2 separate regions of the Homo sapiens genome follow, and region 2 is linked to region 1. The links are chromatin loops, found by intact Hi-C in ENCODE. Cell type or tissue: IMR-90. All regions are shown on one strand. Links, peaks and the distances in the headings refer to the core of each region. The heading gives the core; the rest is flanking DNA.

Region 1 (5,540 bases), core at 1-2,500:
AACAACAGTCCTGAACACTGAGTCACTGCCTTAGTAATGCACCCACTCTCTTCCTTGTTTTGGGGTATAATAAAATCCAGTAACTTGTTTCTGAAGTTGACTCTGTTATTGTTTTTAATCCTCACAAATGTTTCTATAAGGAGTCTCTAGAAAACTGAGACTCCAGCAGGTTGACTTGCCCAAGTCTCACAGTTGGTATGAGGCAACACAGGAATTTAAGTGCAGGTGTGTCTGACGCAAGTGTGACTGTGTCCTCTGGGCCACAGTGACTTTGCTAATGGCAATGGAGAAACAAGTTATCTCAAAATGAAAAAAATGAAATTGTGAAAGAAAGAAGAAAGACGGCTGGGCACTGTGGCTCACGCCTATAATCCCAGCACTTTGCGAGGCCAAGGCGGGCGGATCCCTTGAGGTCAGGAGTTCGAGACCAGCTTGGTCAACATGGTGAAACCCTGTCTCTACTAAATATACAAAAATTAGCTAGGTGTGGTGGCCCACACCTATAATCCCAGATACTTGGGAGGCTAAGGCAGGAGAATCACTTGAACCTGGGAGGCGGAGGTTGCAGTGAGCTGAGATTGCACTACTGCACCCTAGCCTGGGTGACAGAGTGAGACTATGTCTTAAAAAAAAAAGAAAAAAGAAAAGAAGGAAGGAAAGAAAGAAAGAAAGAAAGAAAGAAAGAAAGAAAGAAAGAAAGAAAGAAAGAAAGAAAAGAAAACAAGCCAGAAAGCCCAGGTAAAGCAAACAGCACAGTGTAAACACCCTAGACCTCCCTTAGGAGTGGGTTTATGCAACACTTTCTGTCCCCTACCCTGACCCCCATCTCCCCCGGGGGGTGAGAATCTGGCAGACTCTCAACTTCTGGCTGGGTCTTACATTTCTGGGCTCAGATCCAAAGCAAGAGCTGGGGATAAGACTTGTTTTTGACCAAGGCTTCTAAAGTTTGCCATTTCCCCTTTACTCTTGGTTCCTAGCCTTTTTTCAATTACTTTTCTTTGGGAGCCTTCCTTTTCTCTTTACCTCTCTTACACATTAATGGGAGGTGATGAAAAAGCACAAACACTTAGCTGCCTGTTTCCTGTAATGAGGCTTAATTCTATAACAATAAGCCTCTGGTAATCAAGTGATACCCCCCAACATAATAGCTTTCAAATATTCAGTGTAGGCAATAAGCCTGCATGTTATTAACTTACTAGATTTAAGATGTAACAGAAAGGTCCTCCCACTAAAGGCTACTCAAGAAAAAACTCAAAGCACTCAAGCTTTGGGGGAGTTTGTCATTCTCACAAAATTCCACAAGAGGGCACTAGGTTCACACCACCCCGGCCAAGCTTCTGATTCTCCAACCCCAGTAAACAAGTCTCCGGAGAACGGGTTTAAAAGAAGTGGAAGAGGAGAACGGACAGGAAAAATCCAGAAGCAGACTAAGAATTGCCCAAGCATCCAGAAAACATACCCTAGGGCTGTTTGTTTCCTGTTAAAATTTGGCGAGTCAATGTGAAATAAACAGGGATCCAAATTAACTAATGAGGTGGGAGGGGAGGGAGGAAGGGCTGTGGATCCCATTGAGGATTTCTTTGGGAATGGTACCAACTAAAGCACATACTCTGATCTAAATAATTTTTTGATCAGAATGCTAAATTCTCTAAATTTTTTAATTAGCTTCAATAATGTTCCAATCAATCTACAGAACAACGATCTGTACAGTGTAAATTGAGAATAAAGGACAAAATGTATCTAAAAAAACCCGATTCACAAAACAATGAAACTGGAGGCAGATTATCAGATGTGAAAAATGATCTCCAAAGAGTCCTTCAAAGAGAATCTTTCCTATGGTGTTGTTTTTTTCTGCTAATCTAGTTATTCACAAAGAAAATATATATTGAGTGTCTGCTATACAGAAGTCACTGGGTAAGCATACCCAGGATTGAGAGGTAAATGGTTGCTCCCTGTCCTCTGCACCTCCCTCAGTGAGGACTGTAGGAATTTCAGTATTTTAGAGATGGTGGCCCCGGAACAGATCACCCACAGACCAAAGCGACTAAAGGAAAGGGAACAGAAAAAGAACAGCACCTTGAAAGCTCATTAAGCTCTAAAATACTAACCAAACATGACTTCATCAAGTTACTATGAGTTATCTAAGCCTCAGTTCCTCATCTTTAAGATAGAATGATGTGAAGATCTAATTCTAGAATTGTATGGCTTTAATTTTCTCAATAGGACATTTTCCCCAGGTTGTTAACTAAGATGAACTTGATTCTTCCCAACTTTCCACGTAGTTTCCTGCTAGAGACATGATTCAGGGTAGAGCTCAAACAGACCCAAACCTTCCATCATAACACGCAGTTGGGGAAATGAAGTGTTCCTTGTATTTGACTGATTTCAGCACGCATCCTACAAAACTCAAATCAGGCTACAGATATGGCTGAGACGTGAATTTCCAATTTCCTGTCTTGAACTGAAGAATATCAAACAATCAAAAACTGTAAAGAACAATTCCTCCATTCTTAGTGCTAGTTATTGAACTGAAGTATAATGTAAATGTAGTCTTTCCTTCTCTAATTGTATAAAGTGAAATTTGAAAGCTTGGCCAACTACAGCTTTTCCCTAAATTATGGTTTAAGAATAATGCTATCAACTTCCAGAGCTATTTCTTTTCTTCTTCATTTTTATTATTATTATTTTGATTTGGTTTAAGATTCTACTATGGTCCATTCTTTTGGAAAGAACTGATGTTGGTTTATTACATAATAATAATTTTTAAAAGAATATTTTACAATTCTGGGTTGGGTTTCCAGGGTGTTCCCCAACCCTGAGTCTCAATTGTATCTCTTTAACATGATTTAAAGGTCTCACTGAATGCCTATTGAAATCATTCATACACAGGGAAAACTCCATTTCCTAAACAGAAAAGGTTTGGTCAATGTGAGCCCTACCCTAAATTTTGTGTCTAATGTGTATAAGGCAACCACACAGGCCCTGGGAAGGCACTCCAGATCCCCAGGTAAAGGACTTCATACTTGCAGAGTGAGAATGGATCCTTTAAAAGACAGAGAAAGGGCCGGGCACAGTGGCTCACGCCTGTAATCGCAGCACTTTGGGAGGCCGAGGCAGGCGGATCACAAGGTCAGGAGTTCAAGACAAGTCTGGCCAATATGGTGAAACCTCGTCTCTACTAAAAATACCAAAAAATTAGCTGGGTGTGGTGGCACACGCCTGTAATCCCAGCTCCTTGGGAGGCTGAGGCAGGAGAATTGCTTGAACCCGGGAGGCAGAGGTTACAGTGAGTGGAGGTTGCAGTGAGCCGAGATTGCGCCACTGCATCCAGCCTGAGCAACAGAGTAAGACTCCGTCTCAAAAAAAAAAAAAAAAAAAAAAAAAAAAAAGAGAAAAGTTGTTTCCTAATAGAGATAAGATTTGGGAGTAGAGCAAAATCCTAATACAAAGCTTTTATTTCAGGCAGCAGAACAACATTGAAGAAATACTTTTAATCTCAGGCTATTTCTGCAGATTTGGAACAAAATCTTTCCCTGTAATTGCTCTCCCACTCCACCCACCCCTTGGACATGGCAATTCTACTCTAAGAGAGAAAAATATGACTTCAAAGCACATGCAATGGAACCCCTTGTCAGCACTGATATGGTGTGTACCAAGAAACAGAAAAGTTCATGGGTTCAAGCATTCTAATGCTCTTTTTATGGTGGGGGTGAAGAATGGGGGCGGGTGGCAATTTAGGGAAGAAGGGGAAGGAGAAGAAAGGGCAGCAGACACAGCAAAGTCAAACTGGATGAAACAGGCTGTTTTACTTTTAACTTCTCTAAAAGTACAGTCTGGGTTTCTGCGGGTGAACCAGTTAAGGGTTTTCTTCTGCTTTTACTTCTCGCCTATGCTCAAGCCTCCCTGGTCAGTTCTTGGACTCATCTGCGCCCTAATTTCATCATTTTAAGTAAATGTGGGGCTGGCCAAGGAGGACAAGGCCTCTTGTTCACTCCTGAAAGAGTCAGTGGTCATGTATTATGTTCCTAACCCTTACAAAGCGTGCCCCTGGTCACATGAATGGATCAAAGCAAATCCATTTCCATTCTTGGAAAAGCAGCTCAAAGCACATGTTCTCTTGATGGTGCTGCTGTCACTTCTGTGTGGTTAACAAATATCATTTATTGAACACTCACCGTGGACACTACTGGGGGATATGACAATGAATAAACTGCTCAATGAGGTCAAGACATCTAGGAAGGGAAGCAGGCACTCAAATGGCAGAAATACCATAAGCCTGCAGAACCGCACTCACGCCTTACCATTCCGTTCTCTGTTATGTTTGTCATCCCCACCTCAGGGGCTGGTGGTGTGTGCAGCAGAGGCTCTGGCTTATGGTTCGGTAGTTTGGTATCTGGAAATGATTAATAACATCTTTTAAAATAAAAATATCACTTTTCTCCTCCTTTGCTCCCCTTCCTCGACCATTTAAACTCAAACCTTTACAGAAAGAGATGAAGACAGCTCACTGTGTTACCAAGGTTAAGTCCAGTTTGATATAATGAATGGTAAAGCATTACACTGAGTCAGAAAAGTTGTATTCAAAAGTCGCTATGGGGAAAGAAAGAATCCAATCACCTCAGATTATAGAACTTGGCCTATGATAATTATAATTGCTGTTTTCTAAACATTTACGATGCACCAAGGACTACTCAATCTCTTCTGCATGTGCTATCACAATTAATCCTTTTATGAGGTAAAAATGATTATCCCTCTTTTATTATAGACAAAGAAACAGGCTTCATGTGGCTAAGTGATTTGGCCAACACAAAGCTGGTATGAAGGGAAAGCCCAGATTTGAACCTAGGTTTACCTGACTTGCAGCCGTGCCTTTAGCCACCACAATGTAATGCTTCAAGGGGCAGCACTGAAATTTAACAAGGAATTTGTAAGGCACCTTACCCAATCCAAAATGTCACCAGTCTGAAACATCCCAAAAAACCCTGTTTGAGATGAATGCTGCATCTGTCATGTAAAAGCACTACAGTGTTATACACTCTTAAAGGAAAGGGATGTTGACCAAAGAAGCCAAGTTATGTGTGTGTGGTTGCAGGCAACATTTCTTTTCCACATTTGCGGTACAAAACATAACCAGAACAAACTTCTTCCCTTCCTCTTCCAAAGGCACTGGAAGCATAAATTCTTGCTCTTTAAACTGAAAGAAGCAATAAAATCTGGACACCATCAGGTAGATTTCAGGCACTAAAAATAGAATGATCGAGTAATAGTACGGATAGCAGTATCTACCTACCTACCTACCTACCTACCTATGTTGTGTCTCTAGGTACATTTCAATATTGTGTTCACATACACATTTTCCCAACCATCACGGCAAGCTGAGAGGAGAGGTATGTATTCCCATTTTCCAGATTAACAAGAAGCCGCACTTGATAAAGCAAAATCAGGGAGAATTCGTTAAAGGAATTTCTTGACAATCCCTGGACTTCAAAGGGGGCAAGTGAACACCTCGATTTCCTTTCAGCTGCTCCGGGGGCAGTTTG
Region 2 (6,607 bases), core at 2,405-4,904, 920 kb after region 1:
GAGAAGATGCGGAAGGAGAATGGGGAGGCGAGGCAGAGGACAGCGAGCGGCGCGCAGAGGCGCAGCGAGGCGCGCAAGAGCGCTGGGAGAAGCGGGGGAGGAGCTGGCCAGGCGGGAGGGGCGGGGACGCAGCCGGAAGGCTGGAGGTTCCTGGAAGGTGAGGCTGGCTTGCCTTCTTGATTTATGTGGCCAAAGGGTAGCAGCCACCTCTGCAAAGGTCCAGTGAAGAGTCCCCTTTCCCCCAAGTAATGCCGAGAAGAGAGAGGCAGGTGCAGCCAGCGATGCGGCGGAGTCTCCGCAAGAGAGCGAGGGCCTGGCGTGGGGCGCACACGCACGCGCGTCTTGGGTCCCTGCAGAGAGGTGTCCCCAGTGCTGTGCCCTGTTCGGTGCCGGGAGCGGTGCCACGGGCCCGCCGCCGCCCTAGTAAGGTGTCGGGGCCTTTGCGCGCCTAGCGCCATGGCCGCGTCGCCGCTCCTCCGCACCTCCCAGGCTCCACGAACACGGCCAGGCATTTCCAAGTAGAGGGCAGAACCCTCTCCCCATCTCCCCACTTAGCACCTGGGAGGCCCCGTGGAGGAGGCTAGGACCTCTGGGGGTTCCACACTCTGCTGGTGGTGCTGGCTCCTGGCGGGAGCTTCTGCCCTCACGGGGCGGCCTCCCGGTTCCGCTGTAGGAAAGCCCTGCCCGACGTCTCCTGGAAGGGCCCTCCATGGTGAGTTATGGGCTAAAACTACCCTTCTCGAAATGCGAACAATCAGAAGGATCCTCCCGCCCCCCATCCTTTACTCCCAAATAAGCTCCACGGACTTTCTCAAACCCAACCCATTAATGTAGAAAAAAAAAAAAATAGAATTGGTATCTGAGCTGCAGAGGTGGGAAAGGTGGACTCCAAGCCCCAGGGAAAGAGCTCCTGTTTAGCCGCCAAGCCCTTCCCCACAGGTGACTGGTGGTTTGAACTGAGGGCAGGGACCAGCTGTCCCCTCCCATGTCCACACTAGCTGGGGCACACCGTCTTCTGTGTTTTCCTGCCTTGGCTCAACACATAGGCCTCTCCAAATCCTTCCAACCCGAACAATGGAAGGGAAGAAGGAAAGGAGGGGCTGAGGAAGGAAACAGACACTGACCAAAGCCCAGAGGTTGGAAACCATGGGTGAGTATGGCTTCACGCCTGTGAAGTGAGATTAACTGTTGAGAAGTGAGGTGATGTCTGAGTGCATGGCATGTGTGTTTCTACGGGTATGTGTCTGTCTGTGGGCAAGGCCCTGTGAGCACTGACATGTGTCTGTTGTGTGAGAATGTATGTGAGAGTGTGTGTGTGTGTGTGTGTGTGTGTGTGTGTGTGTAGGAAAATTCTCTACTGGAAATCCAAAGGAATGGTCTCAACATGTCCAGCCTGCTGCCCTTGGGGAAGGCATTTGACCTTTGGATTCAGGGGAGCCCATTTCAGGTGAAATTACTATTCAAGGTGAGTCAGCTGTAATTGTTACTTTGATTTCACATTACTGCCTTACTCTGTCCTTCCTCCTGCTTTAATCAGAGGGTCCTCTTCTGTCTGAATACCTAGTCAGTCGTGAAACGGAGGGAGGGTGGTGCTGTGAACCATGAAGTCCCATCAGCCAGTCACTTAGAACTAGTCCCAAGTGGCTATCTCGGTATCCCTGTAAACTACATAGGGTTAGAAAAAGGGCTTTCAGAAATTATTAAGTGTATGTCGCTCCTTTCAGACAGTACCATAATCCATAGCACAAAATTCATTCAAATCATTAGAGAAGTATCTTTGAGTCCCTTCCAGGTGCCAGGCACTGTTTTAGGCACTGAGGATACTATAATGAACAAGATGGGTGATGACATAAATCATGTAGCTTTTTACACTAGATTATACTAGATTGTATAACCTTGCAGGCCAGAAAGCTTCATGAACTTCACTCTCATGCTGTCACCTCACCCCTTTCCTTTGTGGTTCTGCCTCAGCAGGCTGGCGGCATACCTTCTCAATGCCCAGAATAAGCAGGGCTCACTAGCCTTTTACTTCCCAGACTTAGTTCTTGGAACATCAGAGATCCCCGACTTGTCTCTTCAGTGTTATCAGATGTCAGCAGAGATCCAGTATTCCACGTCCTGTATTCTCTTTGGCTGTTGTAATTCTTCAGAGACCTAGAATACTCAAGATGGGATACTACATGTGCAAATGCGACGACACACTGGAGTTGATATCTGCCTTCTTGCCTTCCAAGGAGACAGGAATCATAAATGCATAGGTTGGGAATTAATGTGGAATACCTTAGGGAGTTTCAGCACCTATGTGAGTTAAAAGGGATAATTCTTGGAGGGTGCAGCCAAAAAGGAAAGGGGCAAACATAATGGCATAAATGGCTTTGTGAAGAGACTTGGCCTAAGGGCAGCAGTGCTAGCAGGAAGACAGACTCTCATCTTCCACCCCCACCTGGCTGTCATAGCTCTTGAGAGCTTTGAGATCTATGAATTTCTATACTGGTTTCATACTCTCTAATCCCCCATTCTACCAGCCCCCAAGGCAGCTACAGTTGTTGTTTTTATTTTTTTTTATAGAGACGACGGTCTCACTATGTTGTCCTAGCTGGCAACTCCTAGGCTCAAGCAATCCACCTGCCTCAGCCTCCCAAAGTGCTAGCATGAGCCATTGCGCCCCGCCAGTGGCTACAATTTTAATGGTTGAATAATACATGTGTTTAATAGTTTTCAGTTTACATAAGCCCCACAGCTGAGCCTGACTCCAAACTTCTGAGGTGAGCCTGGTAACACATGTATCACGACCCTTGACAGACAAAGCAGCAGAGTTTCAGCAACGTTAAGCCGTTTGCCCACATCTGATAAGCGGCAGAGTGTGGACTTCTAACACATCTGACTTCCAATCTGCGGCTCTTTCTAAAACCCATGCTGCCCTTCAGGACAGCAATAGGGTAATTCTAAATTGTTTATCAAGAGAAGAAACTATACAATGACACTAAGCCTATGGAAATGCTATGCTTACCATCCTCAAATTGAATTTGATCAGAGGCCAAGTGTTCCTGGCACCATGCCCTCAATATCCAGGAGGATCCTCAGAAAAAGTTCATGACCAGAATACTGTAGTCATGCGGTATTGCATGACTTCATATGGGAATTTCTTCATATGGGAATTTGGTGGGCATTCTCCTTCCAGTGCCCCGAGTTCCACTGTCCTATTAAGGATCCACAAATGGAAATGTGGAAAATTAGCAATTAGTCATAACTCTGATTGGAAACCAGTCTGAAGACCATCTGAAAATCCCTTTCCAGTCTCAGAGGGACAGTAACTGTATTTTCCTGTTGTCAGAGCACCATCTACTGGTCACTGAGCACGAGTGCTTGGCAGCCCAGCACCCCATGCACCATGCCTCAGAGCTTAGATATTCCTAGGCTCTGACCTCTTGTCAACAGCCCTCTACTCCCCTATGGGACTTTGTTGAGGTACTAAATTTCACCACAATGCAGCCAGCCCATCTCACAGTAGTTGGAAAGTGCAGCCCCACACACACCCTCCCAAGTTAAGATGGGGTTACCAAATGCTCCACATGTTTTTCTGAAAGCAATGACCTGCAAAGTGGAAACCCAACAGGAGCTAAGGAAGCAAGTGGAAAACTTTCCTACTTTATAAAGCCCATGAAGACTATTACATTTCAAAGCATTTATCCTGCAGCCCCTCTACTGCAGTGTATCATCGAGCTGCAATCAGGTGTGAAGGGGACTGGTAGGTAGTCCCTCCAGCCTCTTCTGGAAAAGGCAGAAAACAAGGTGTCCACACTGCCCCAGATCAGGCAGCCTGTGGGAGTTTGTACTAAGACAGATGGACATGAGTGGCAAAGTTGGAGAAGCAGTTGGCCTATTACCCTCATTCTTAAGCTCTTCCCAGATCTGTCAGGCCTTGGGCCATCTTCATAAGAGATTTTTCACCCATCACTGAGAAGTCTGTGAATGTGGGCTTCATCCAAATGGCCTGTGCCCCTCCCACCAGGCCTGCTCCTTCATCTTCCCCCACCCTGCCAGTTACACTCAGATAGCTTATGCTTAAGTTATCAGAGCCCCTTTTGTTCTATTTTTCCTCCGTTGAGCTTTTCCAAGAAATAGACTCTTATGCAAAGCAGTGCTCTAAGGAACATAATGCAGAGAGGATTTGGGAGTGGGTTCTTAAGAAAAAAGTTGGCAGGAGACCATGTGCAAATGCATAGTGGAGCAGAGGAGCATTATGGCAATGCAGACATCTTGGGAGTCTGGTGGCTTTCACAATACCTCACAGCCCTTACTTGGGTGAAAACATAACTTCACATCCTTATGTAATGTCCGTCCCTAGAATCAGCATCTCTCAAACCTAAGCCTGAGAAGCCCCACACTCCAACATGCTATCAGCTAACCACAGGTCAGCAAAGTTGGTTTTAAAGTGTTTTAAAAACCATTCATTTATGACAACCCATCACTTCCTGGGTGCCAACCGTAATGTTTTCTCATTGCATCTTTGCAGAAGGACTGTGAGGCACATCCTGTTATCTGAACACCCAGAGAGTCAGGGACTTGTCCAAGTGCACAGAGCTAGGAAATAGCAGAGCTGGATCTCCTAATAATAAGGACAGGATTCTTCACAATATGTGACCATTATTAACATACTGCATGTCAAAATAATATTTTCCTTGCTTAAGAGTCAAGTTATAGGCAGGATCTTGAGCTTTAGAGAGGTAAGGCATGACCTTGAACCAGAGAGTCTCCCAGAGGGTTTAATTGTTAAGAATAATACCATTCTGCTCCACTGGGCTGTTGTGAAAATTAAGTTAGTTTATATGCATAAAGCTCTTAGATCAGTACCTTGCACACAATAAGTATGTGCTACGTAAGTACTTGTTATGTACATTTCACCTTCAGTAGCTGTGACCACGGTAACACACTGGAAACACTGCATGTCTACAGACTCTGTTTCTGAAAGCCAACTTCAGAAGTGCAGCCAGGGATGAACACACTCTGTTGTGCGGGGGATGGACAGAGGAGCAGAGACATGTAAGTGCCTGAGATCAGGTCAGAAAGAGGAATGGAGGAAAAAAGGAAAAAAAAATAGTAGAGACCAGTGTCTGGAGACCCAAAGGCCATGATACCTGAGAGAGCTGTGTGTTTGTTTACTTATTCATGAATTCATAAACCCATTTAACAAATACTCATTAATCCCCTTTGATGAGCCACACATTGTTCTCAGGGATTCTGGGGCTCAGAGATAAATTAGACACAGTCATAGCCTCTAAAAACTTACAGTTCAAAAGAGGAGAAGGGAAAACATACCCACAAAGGGCTCGAATACAAGGCGGGATGTGGAGTGCACCACAGGAGAGTACTGGGAGACAACAGAGCAGGGAGCCATCCCCTCCCACTGGAGGCAGCTGGAAAAGGGAAGAATACAAAAGAGATCTCTTTGAAGAGCTAGTTTATTGGAGGCATGGAGCAGCAGCCTGCAGCATGAATGTTTAGGATGTTTTGGGGGGTGGGGAGGGGGGCAGTACACAAGATGCATGGAGTTAATTAGTAAATCAGCATTTTTATTTTCTTTCAATGTATCTAGGATCACGAAGATTATAGCATTACCACTTCAAGCCTTTCTTTCCCATAAGATGAGGTCACCTTTCAGCCCAGAGAAAAGCCAAAAATATGCTTACCCTAATAGATATTAAGCTTTATTGGGAAAGTTGATTTGGAGGTTCGGAGTTTAGCCCCAGACAGCAAAGGATCCCATGCCCATCACTGTCTACCTCCCTTCCCACCCTCAGGGCCCAACCTTGCTGCTCAGCCAAGGCAAAGTGCAGCAGGAGGACTCAGCAGCGCCCCAGCTCCCACTGATGGGGGTGAGCAGAGGGTGAGAACAACCGGCAGGAGCACATCCATCCATCCACCCCCACGGCCTCTTGACTCAGAAAACACAACACAGCCCACACCTTGCAAAGCTCGTTCAGCCCGGGTGGGCTCAGGCCGATTGGTTCATTTAGCAGACATGCAGTGAGCACCTTCCACGTGTCAGGTATCATGTCAGGGGCTAGCCCAAAGGAGGCAGTGCCTAGGAGAAGGTGCCCAGGTTGGATTCGTGTCTTGCCTGGTCTTGATCCACTCCCTACATTTCACTCTTGAAGATAATGCCGCAGTAACAGAAAATGCAGCTCACAGCTGCAGTCAAGCCTAAAGGGGCCCTGAAGGCCCAGAGAAAGAGAATAAGATTCCACTGCACCCACCAATCCTGCCTCTCCAAGAACCCTTTGTGTTGGAATCATCAGCAGATTAAGCCACCACCTGTCCATCACCACACCCTCTCTCTCCCACTCTCTCCTACACTGAGCAGCTGGTTACACCCACCTAGTATAAAATAATCAAAGGGAAGAAGGCATTCCCATATGATATGGACTTAAGGCCAGTTTTGAAATATATACCTGGGCAGGCCATTTACTAGCTCTGCCCCTTCCACTCCACAGAAATTGCTCTAAGACTACCACTGAACCCCTGATGGTCCCTTTTTTTACCCTCCTACTTGACCACTCTGCAGCATTTGACACCACTGACCTCCCCCTCTCCTCAGAGGTCATCG

What was found. Peaks named below come from ENCODE experiments on the same cell type or tissue, not always from the same donor. Only the 100,000 strongest peaks of a DNase experiment are listed, where the experiment ranks them.
Region 2: a loop joins it to region 1, with 23 times the contacts of the local background. A loop is called at or near these places in 18 of 110 quality-filtered maps.

What each region holds. Positions count from the first base shown.
Region 1 is chr1:182,392,672-182,398,211 of GRCh38, reverse strand. TEDDM1 (transmembrane epididymal protein 1) reads left to right here. Exons shown (of 1, transcript NM_172000.4): 1 at 1-95. Among named protein-coding and RNA genes, the nearest start is that of GLUL, 3.7 kb to the right of the region's middle. In IMR-90, for the core only: a CTCF peak has its summit at 1,303 (motif pointing right); a DNase peak (open chromatin) is centred at 1,311; H3K4me3 peaks cover 178 bases.
Region 2 is chr1:181,476,072-181,482,678 of GRCh38, reverse strand. It overlaps a transcript of CACNA1E not described here. Among named protein-coding and RNA genes, the nearest start is that of CACNA1E, 4.1 kb to the left of the region's middle. RefSeq lists a silencer at 1-107 and enhancers at 258-387, 439-971. In IMR-90, for the core only: a CTCF peak has its summit at 3,347 (motif pointing left); a DNase peak (open chromatin) is centred at 3,348; H3K27me3 peaks cover 144 bases.